2 separate regions of the Homo sapiens genome follow, and region 1 is linked to region 2. The links are chromatin contacts, found by Hi-C or POLR2A ChIA-PET in ENCODE. All regions are on one chromosome and are shown on one strand. The core of a region is the stretch at or near the end of the contact, and the rest is flanking DNA. Distances in the headings are between cores, read along the strand shown. Region 1 holds the start of WDR20 (WD repeat domain 20). Region 2 overlaps DYNC1H1 (dynein cytoplasmic 1 heavy chain 1).

The links. A loop is a pair of places that touch in the nucleus more often than their neighbours do. ChIA-PET counts read pairs that join two places held with the same protein, here RNA polymerase II (POLR2A). Pooled maps may share reads with other maps.
Region 1: a loop to region 2 is called in a pooled map, with 4 times the contacts of the local background. The contact joins the promoter of WDR20 here to the enhancer-like site in region 2. A Hi-C loop is called at or near these places in 2 of 37 single-sample maps with no recorded cell type and 6 of 50 pooled maps. POLR2A ChIA-PET finds 5 or more read pairs at or near these places in 3 of 52 experiments (OCI-LY7, PC-9 and activated T-cell).

What each region holds. Positions count from the first base shown.
Region 1 is chr14:102,136,834-102,141,951 of GRCh38, forward strand. It overlaps WDR20 (WD repeat domain 20), which reads left to right and starts at 3,064. Exons shown (of 3, transcript NM_144574.4): 1 at 3,064-3,339. The coding sequence starts at 3,091. It also overlaps a transcript of HSP90AA1 not described here. RefSeq lists a silencer at 2,304-2,499 and enhancers at 3,100-3,149, 3,160-3,319.
Region 2 is chr14:101,977,680-101,982,488 of GRCh38, forward strand. It overlaps DYNC1H1 (dynein cytoplasmic 1 heavy chain 1), which reads left to right. Exons shown (of 78, transcript NM_001376.5): 3 at 1,640-1,813; 4 at 2,040-2,295; 5 at 2,685-2,871. Among named protein-coding and RNA genes, the nearest start is that of DYNC1H1, 16 kb to the left of the region's middle. RefSeq lists an enhancer at 3,381-3,430. Within about 2 kb of position 3,170, at least 18 of the 41 ENCODE cell types and tissues checked have a DNase peak (open chromatin) inside an H3K27ac peak, as active enhancers do; they include PC-9, where a contact is called at or near this core.

The sequences.
Region 1 (5,118 bases), core at 1,814-4,313, 160 kb after region 2:
GTCGAGATTGAGCCATTGCACTCAAGCCTGGGGGACAAGAGCGAGACTTCTCTTAAAAAAAAAAAAGGAAACAAAAAAAAAAGAAATACCTGGTTTGAGGCCGGGCGCGGTGGCTCACGCCTGTAATCCTAGCACTCTGGGAAGCTGAGGTGGGTGGATCACCTGAGGTCAGGAGTTCGAGACCAGCCTGGCCAACGTGGTGAAACCCCGTCTCTACTAAAAATACAAAAATTAGCTGGGTGTGGTGGCATGCGCCTGTAATCCCAGCTATTCGGGAGACTGGGGCAGGAGAATTGCTTGAACTTGGGAGGCGGAGAGCTGAGACTGTGCCACTGCACTCCAGCCTGCGGAGAGCTGAGACTGTGCCACTGCACTCCAGCCTGGGCAACAGAGTGAGACTCCATCTCAAAAAAAAAATTTTTTTTTAAATTCCCGGTTTGAAATTGAAAATCAGAAATAAAATTAGGTCAGGCCCATTTATTTATTTATCTATTTATTTATTTATTTCCTGAGATGGAGTCTCGCTCTGTTGCCCAGGCTGGAGTGCAGTGGTGCCATCTCGGCTCATTGCAACCTCCACCTCCCGGGTTCAAGCAATTCTCTTGCCTCAGCCTCCCGAGCAGCTGGGATTACAGGCATGTGTCACCACGCCTGGCTAATTTTTGTACTTTTAGTAGAGATGGGATTTCACCATGTTGGCCAGGCGGTCTCAAACTCCTGACCTCGTGATCTGCCCGCCTCGGCCTCCCAAAGTGATGGGATTACAGGTGTGAGCCAACACGCCCAGCCATTCAGGCCTAGTTATTTAGATTTGGGTGTTGCTTATTGAATCTTTGAATATGGAGGAAAAGTTATGAGATAAAAAGAATAAAAATAGAGACTATTCAAAGGCTATGCATGGGACTGGGCACTGTGGCTCATGCCTGTAATACCAGCACTTTGGGAGGCCAAGGTGGGTGGATCAGCAGGTCAAGAGATCAAGACCATCCTGGCCAACATGGTGAAACCCCATCTCTACTAAAAATACAAAAATTAGCTGGGCGTGGTGGTGCACATCTGTAGTCCCAGCTACTCGGGAGGCTGAAGCAGGAGAATCGCTTGAACCTGGGAGGCAGAGGTTGCAGTGAGCCAAGATTGCACCACTGCACTCCAGCATGGCGACAGCGAGACTCCATCTAAGAAAAAAAAAACAAAACTAAACCAAAGGCTATGCATGAGACAAAGTGAACAGTTTATTACTGTGATTATAATAAAATGTTGAATTTATATAGGGTAAAATCTTGATAGAATGCTTGAATTATATAGGTATTATGGGAAATACAATGTTATGGTTAATTGAAGAATAATACAAAATTTTGTTTTAACTTTTGCTCGCTGGGTTTTTTTCCCCCCCCAAAAATTATACTTTTTTTCCTCTTGATAATTAGGAAACACAGATAAATTATTTTTAGATGATTCAAGATGCCACTATCCTTCAAGTTGATTATTGTAAAATACGTGTTTTCAATGTAAAATAACACAGTTATGGAGTTTGGGATATAGCCATGGTAACGACAGAACATACCCTGGTGTTTTAAGATTAGGGAAAGTCGGATAACATCAAAACAATTCTAAGAAAAAATTTTAAGTATTTTTCAGGCTCTATTAATTAAGAAGTACTTCAGTGCTTTTTTTTCTTTTTTTTTTCCAACACTACAAAGGCTAAAGATGTTATTATCAAATGTATTACTACATCATTGGCACAGTTTCTATTGGTATCTACTTGCTTTTTAATACGGAAGATGTTTATGATTTACACTCCTCCTACTTTAGAAATTCTCTCCATTCACTTCTTTTGTGCCCCTCCAGATATAATCTGAACTTCCAGGAATAGATCATTCTTGGTGTTACAAATGTTGGCTTCCCCCCTCCCTGGAATTCTATTAGAATGTTTCTGTCACTTTAGAAGCTTTCTTATTCTGGTGTAACATGCCAAGAAACCCAGGTATAAAATAGTGATTGTTGAATCTTACTTTGACACGTGTGCCCGTCCTTATAAATCTAGACCCTGTACATTACATGCATACAACTATCCCTATGGATCTACTAGTAAATAATCTCACAGACTCCACCTGAGGCTTCTGGAAAAAAAAACAATTACCTTAAATTTTATTAAGAGCTCTTCGTAACCTACTGAGCAAGATCAGTGAATCCTAAAAAGATTCAGTCCCCGGTTCCCAAAGCGCTTCCCCGCCCCGTGTTTCTGAACAGCTGGAGAGGACAAACCTCCGCTAAGAAGCGGAGGCCGCCAGTGCTCATCACACGCAGGAATTAGGATATCTGGCTTGAGAACACCTATGCTGTACCACATTCTTCTCTCCCCCTACCCCGCCTGAAATAAAACATAGTGAAGCGTAAATCTTGAGTCCCTTGGTACCTTCTCAGAAACGGCGGCGAGGAGGCTTCAGAGGGGCTTCCTGGGCGGGGATCCAGACGGTCGCGCGGGTATTCAGCACTCTGGGCGGGACAGTCCCTGTCCCGAAGGGAGGGCCCAGGAGGGGTGGAGCCGTCCCCGCCCGAACACGGGGGCATCCGCGCTCCCCGTAGGGTACCCCGCGTGCTGGCTCCGAAGCGGTGGCCGTCGGGGTGGCGCTCTTCCTCCGCTCTTTGGGGTCCCGGCGCCCCTCAGGGCAGGGCGGGAGACCGCTGAGGAGGCACCCTCAAGTTCACCTCAGGCTCATGACACCAGCCCCGCCGCGGTTCCCCCTGACCGGCTTTCCGCTGGCCCTGGCGGCTGCGGAACGGTCAACTAGACCCCACTAGCTGAAGCCGGCATCACCTGGGAAGCAGCCATGCCGCCCGGAGGCCACACCCGGGGGAGGAGCCTGCGGACGCCCAGTCGGGTGGAGCACGCCAGGTGAGCACGCCTGCGCAGTCGGGCCGTAAACAAGCCCACCCCTTCCCTTTGGCCCGCCCTCGCAGGGCTGGCCCGCGGGTGGGAGGGGCGAGAAGGAAGAGGCAGGGGGTGGGGGAAGAGGGAGCACCAGGAACAGCGCCTGCGCGGTGGGCGTGATCCGGGCACTTAGGGCAGGATGAACGCTGCTTTCCAAGATGGCGACGGAGGGAGGAGGGAAGGAGATGAACGAGATTAAGACCCAATTCACCACCCGGGAAGGTCTGTACAAGCTGCTGCCGCACTCGGAGTACAGCCGGCCCAACCGGGTGCCCTTCAACTCGCAGGGATCCAACCCTGTCCGCGTCTCCTTCGTAAACCTCAACGACCAGTCTGGCAACGGCGACCGCCTCTGCTTCAATGTGGGCCGGGAGCTGTACTTCTATATCTACAAGGGGGTCCGCAAGGTACCGACCCGGGCGTCACCGGAGCCAGCCAGCGGCGTAGGCAGAGGCCGGGAGCAGGGCGGTGACAGTGGGGCCAGGGTGACCGAGAGGGGTGGCCGTCGCTCTTACTTTTGAGTGGGCCGGTAACTCCACTGGGGTACTCCTGAGGAGAGGGGATTCAGGAGTAAGGAGGGTGGTGGCGGTGGCGTTTCGAAGGGGTGGGGGCAGTGGAAAGGGACCGTGGGGCGCGGGGGTTCTGGCTGGGAGGCTCCCGGGGGAGCCGGCTGCGTCCCCTCCAGCCTGGTCCATCAGGCTCTGACATGGCCAGGGAGCGGGCCTGCGAGTCCCCGGAAGAGGTGAGGTGGCCGTCTTGTCTGCTTCGATTGCCTCGCCTCCCTGGAGGGTTGGAAGTCTCGCCCTGGGTTAGAGAACAGGGACGCAAGACGGCTTAACAAGATCTCTGTAAGGCGGAACCGGGGCCGGGAAGCGGAGCATTGAGACTAGGTCAGAAAGAACCTGCTCGGCACGCAGGGCTACTCCACCTGCTGCCGCACTGACACTTCCTAGGAGCCTCTCCTGGTGTTAACATTTCTATTTCCAAAAACATCCGCGGGAGGACGGCTGTCACTGTCTCCGCCGTGGGGACCTTCTGAAAGATTGTTAAGGAGAGTCATCTTGTCCCTTGTAGTATGCGAAGGGCTGAGTACTACAGTTGAAATGATGTTTCCAGTGAACTAAGCTGGTTCAGAGGGGTTGTGTGAGAGTGCCCAGATTAATCTTGTCCAACAAGTCAGACTGTGTCCCAAACAGGGAGTGATATGCTTTAAAAGCTGCTTTAAAGGGACCATCCTTCTTGGCGGGCGAGTTACCGGTAATTCTGTGAAACATGTAAGCATCCTTTAAAAGTATCTCTTTAAAAGCAGCCATTTATTAGAGTTTTTCTTTCATTGGCTATGTAACTATGTTTTCACTGAGAATTGCTTATTTTTGAGATTGTAGTCTTTGACTTGATGTCATGGAAGAGTGAGGAAATTAATGCATCCCACAGCACCTCCAAATAGGACAAGGTGATAAAAGATTAAGTCGTAAATGCATGTTAGCATGAAAATAAATTGTTCATATTGAAGAGTGAACATTCTTCAGGATTTAATATAGCCAGATCCAGTACAGGATTTTCGCTTGTTACAAGAGCTAGGGAAATGACAGTGGTATCTAAATGTAGCAAAGTTGTTTCTTTGATTCAGGGTGAATCTTTTTTTCTTAGTCTTTATGATAATAAGTGTACCACTGTATTTAGGGTATGCTGTTGGAAGTTATTAAGGGTAAATCGCTTGACCTTTTTTTTTTCCTCGTTTGGAATTGCAAAAGCTCGAAGTAGTCTTCAGTCTAGGGGCTGAAGTTTTACTCCTACTCCCAACTTTGTCACTGACTTGTTTGGGTGACCTTGGATAAGTTATTTAACTTCTATTTGCACCTCTTTAAAAAGGGAATGTTACAGTGCACGTTGTAATTAATAATATAATAATCATAATGAACTTTAAGGCCCTGAAACACTCAGTAGATGTAAAATATAGTTAAATACTGACTGTCAAATAAGAAGCTGCTGTCTTGACATTGATAATCAGAGTGAAAGGACCAATTTTGTCTCAGGAAATTAAGTTTAGAATTTTAAGTTATAAAAATTTATATTTATATAAAAATACGATGTGCTTAAAAACTAAATTCACTAACTAGCAATTATTAATGTAGGAATTACTTAAAAATTTTTTTTTCTTTGAAATGTTATGACTTCTGAAGCAT
Region 2 (4,809 bases), core at 1,920-4,419:
CTGGAGTAGTACTTCAGCCTTTGTGTACCTTTTGTGACACTGACTTGTTTGACATTTGCACACCAATAGCTTCATGGAACTGTTGGGTTTGCCTGATGTTTAGATTCAGGTTATACGATTTTGGCAGAAATACTATTGTGACTTCATTCTTTCTCAATGTGTTACATCAGAAAGTTTCATTGACTTTACAGTTATATGAAGTTTTTTGGGTTGTTTGTTTATTTTGAGATGGAGTCTCACTCTGCCGTCCAAGCTGGAGTGCAGTGGGGCAATCTTAGCTCACTGCAGCCTCTGCCTCCCAGGCTCAAGCGATCCTCCTGCCTCAGCCTCCTGAATAGTTGGGATTACAGGCACCTGCCACCACACCTGGCTAATTTTTTTTTCTTTCTTCTTGAGACGAAGTCTCGCTCTGTCGCCCAGTCTGGAGTGCAGTGGTGCGATCTCGGCTCACTGCAACCTCTGCCTCCTGGACTCAAGTGATTCTCCATCAACCTCCCGAGTAGCTGTGATTACAGGCATGTGCCACCATGCCCAGCTAATTCTTGTATTTTTAGTAGAGATGGGGTTTTGAAGTTTTTGAATAACTTTTTGAAGTTATCCGCCTGCCTCGGCCTCCCAAAGTGCTGGGATTGCAGGTGTGAGCTACTGTGCCCGGCCTAATTTTTGTATCTTTAGTAGAGATGTGGTTTCGCCATGTTGGCCAGGCTGGTCTCGAACTCCTGACCTCAAGGGATCTACTCACCTTAGCCTCCCAAAGTACTGGGATTACAGGCGTGAACCACCATGCCTGGCGTATGAAGTATTGTGTATAAAGTACTGGCAAGGGAATTAGAAAATTCAAATTTTATTAATTACCTTGAAGGCATTAATTTAACCAACTTTGAGTGCCTGTTGTGTGCAAGGTGTGGCAGTAGGTATATAGAGTAGTACACAAAGAAATAAAACCTGCTTCCTGTTCCCAAGAAGCTTGTCTTTGGGAGAAAGATTGGCAGATACATAACTAATTGTAATACTTGTCAAAATACAATGGAAACATGAAGACTGGAGAGATTGCTTCTGATTAGGGGAAGCCCACAGAAGAGGTCACACTGGAATTGAGTTATGAGGGTTAGAATTTCAGCAGATCAATATAGATTTCTTAAGCAAAGGCACAAAGCACGTGATGTGTTTAGGGAATGGGACATCTGGTCTAAGTGGTGTCTCAGGGTGGGAAAGAGGATACATAGCAGGAGGTGAAACAGGAAAAGCTGAGTAGGACCAGACTAAGGGGAGCCTGGAATGGCCTCTTATCACCTTAACCAGTGAGCAACTTTTGTTTACTTAGTACAGTAAATAAATGTTACACATTAGTGTAAGATCAGATTTAAGTACTACTTATATTTCTAGGGCAGGTTAGTTTTAGGCCAATATTACGAATTCAACCCATGTATGAGACAAGTTAACTTTGCCTGGTTTCATGTTTGTTCACATTCTGTAACCATAACCTTGATTCAGTAGCTCTCATGTACTAAAGAAAGACAAGCAGTGCATTTCACTATTAGAAAAGCAACACTTCAGTATATTCTTGTATGATTTTTAAATTAATAAGCCTAATTAGGAGTGTAACTTTTCTAATTTCTTGTTTTATTTTTCTTTTTAGCTTGGCATTCATTAAACGTACTCCCGTGATTGATGCAGATAAACCCGTGTCTTCTCAGCTCCGGGTCCTTACACTCAGTGAAGACTCGCCCTACGAAACTTTGCATTCTTTCATTAGCAATGCAGTGGCTCCTTTTTTTAAGTCCTACATTAGAGAGTCTGGCAAGGCAGACAGGTAAAAACTGTGGTTTGAATGTTATATTTCACTTAATGTTCACAAGATAGTATAGAACTCGGTGTAAAACTTGGGAATTGGGAGGGTAACGCTAGTGAGCCGAGGGGATATAAACCCTGTGTATTAATAAATATGTGTGTCATTACTATTTGACAGACCTGAAATGATGGGATCTCTTTGGAGACCAATAGCACACTAAATGTTGAGGTATGAAATCTGTTTTTAGGGATGGTGATAAAATGGCTCCTTCAGTTGAAAAGAAGATTGCAGAACTCGAAATGGGACTCCTTCACTTGCAGCAAAATATTGAAATTCCGGAGATCAGCCTGCCGATTCATCCAATGATCACAAATGTTGCAAAACAGTGTTATGAGCGTGGAGAAAAGCCAAAAGTTACAGACTTTGGTGATAAGGTTGAAGACCCAACATTTCTTAATCAGTTACAATCTGGAGTTAACCGCTGGATCCGAGAAATTCAAAAAGTAAGAGCACAGGATTGAAAGTTATGTAAAATATGTTACTCTTTAATATCTTTGGGAAAACTGATCTGGATTTTGTAAGTGAGGTAAATTATGTGATAACTTGTTAGTGGTGCCGCCTCTTGGTCCTGGGACTGTCCAGTGCAGGACTAGCCTTGGTCTGGGTGGAATGGTCAGGGGACAGTGTGAGATTGCTTGAGTAGTCACCCTGATAGAGCATTAATCTCAGCAGTCGTATACCTTTGATTTCAAATCAAGCCACTTTTGATTTACAGGGAAGGAAATCTACTTGAAATATAAAAATTGAGTTGTAATGCATGTGTTTTGTTAACGATATCTATTCTACCTTGTTTAAATAGTGAATACCCTTGGGTGTTATTTTATTTTCAAAGGTGACCAAACTGGATCGAGATCCTGCATCAGGAACTGCCTTACAGGAAATTAGTTTTTGGCTAAACTTGGAACGTGCGTTATACCGCATCCAGGAGAAACGGGAGAGCCCGGAAGTTCTCCTGACTCTGGATATCTTGAAACATGGCAAGCGCTTCCATGCCACCGTCAGTTTTGACACTGACACAGGTAACAACTAGAACTAATAATCTGATCAGTAAGTTATTGATCTGGCTTTTACGAGATCTTACTTGATAATTTAAATGAAAACTATAGTTTTCACAGATGTACTGTCGTTTTTAACCATTTCCTTTCTTACATCACATCTTATCTTTCCCTCAGTTCCAAGTAATGAAAATTATTCTCCTACACACTTAGCTTTCCCCTTTCCCTTCAGGGGATTTAAGAACATGAAACAGTCTCTAGGTATGAGCACAGATTCCTTCTTGTTTCCCCACTGCTGGGCTCCATGAGTCATCTCCACGAGTCGGCTGTACAATTGGCACAAAGTCAGGTATGCTTTTGACAGGCCAGGCAAGAAGGTGGTTTAAGTGAAGCAGTTCTATTTGCCCAGAGGGTTGTGGAAAAAGAACTGGTCAGTACCACTTTCTCTTCCTCTTTTTACTTGCCCCTTTCTCTTCTTTGTCTTCCTCCCTATTCTGACAAGTGGCCAAAATGAATTTAGTTTTCTGAGTGGAGAACAGTGCCAGTGATGTTGTTTTTTGTTTTGTTTTGTTTTGTTTTTTTCTTTTTAAAATTTTTAAAATTTATTTTTTTTAAGAGATGGGATCTCACTTTGTTTCCCAGGCTGGAATGTGGTGGCATAATCATAGCTCACTGCTGCCTGGAGTTCCCAGGCTCAAGCCATCCTCTCACCTCAGCCACCCAAGTAGCTGGGACTACAGGGATGTACCACCATGTCCAACTAATTTTTGAATTTTTGTAGAAATGGGGACTTGCCACGTTGCCCATGCTGGTATCAAACTCCTAGTCTCAAGCAATCCTCCTGCCTTGGCCTCCCAAAGTGCTAGGATTACAGGTGTGAGCTACCACTCACAGTCATTATTACAATTATTTTTAAATTCTTTTAAAAACTTTGTAACTTGACTGAGCTGCATTAGCACGTACTAGGTCTACAATGTTTGAACACGAGGCATTATTAGGCATTTCTGTTCAACTCTGTGCTCACAAAAGACATGTTAGAACAAGTAATTAAGACAATAGCAGTTGTCATGTTCTCACTTCCCCCAAAAAACGTATGGTACCCACATCTTAAATGTTAGAGAAAATTGTAAGTAGAAACCTTCCGGTTACTTAGATCACATTGCACACATTACATGCGCATTCACTATGCTGAAATGTATACTTTGATTTTTTTAACACCTCTGAAACTTTTGTTTTTTTCCTAATACTTTTTTTGATCTTATGCCAAAGAAAGTCAATAAATAGATTAGGATCCAAGCACTTTCGTGATTCCATGTCCTTAGTTAGTAATATGTTCACCTAAATTAAGCCATGAATGTAAAACTTAAATTTTAATGTTTTCAAGGATAAAATTTTAGTTCTTCTAAACTTAATTGTTACTAATAAACGTTAAAATAATATAGAACAGGGGTCCCCAACCCCCAGACTGGTACTGGTCCGCGGCCTGTTGGGAACCAGGCTGTGCAGAAGGAGGCCAGCAGCGGCGAGTGAGCATTACTGCCTGAGCTCTGCCCCCGTCACATGAGTGGCGGCATTAGATTCTCATAGGGGCGCAAACCCTGTTGTGAACTGCGCACGCGAGGGATGTAGATTGTGCACTCCTTATGAGAATCTAATGCCTGATGATCTGTCCACCATCTCCCATTACATCACCCTCAGATGGGACCTCCTAGTTGCAGGAAAACAAGCTCAGGGCTCCCACAGATTCTACATTATGGTGAGTATGTAATAATAATAATAGAAATAGGCTGGGTGCGGTGGCTCACACCTGTAATCCTAGCACTTTGGGAGGCCTAGGCGGGCAGATCACGAGGTCAGGAGATGGAGACCATCCTGGCTAACATGGTGAAACCCCGTGTTTGTAAAAATACAAAAAATTAGCCGGGCGTGGTGGCAGGCGCCTGTAGTCCCAGCTGCTTGGGA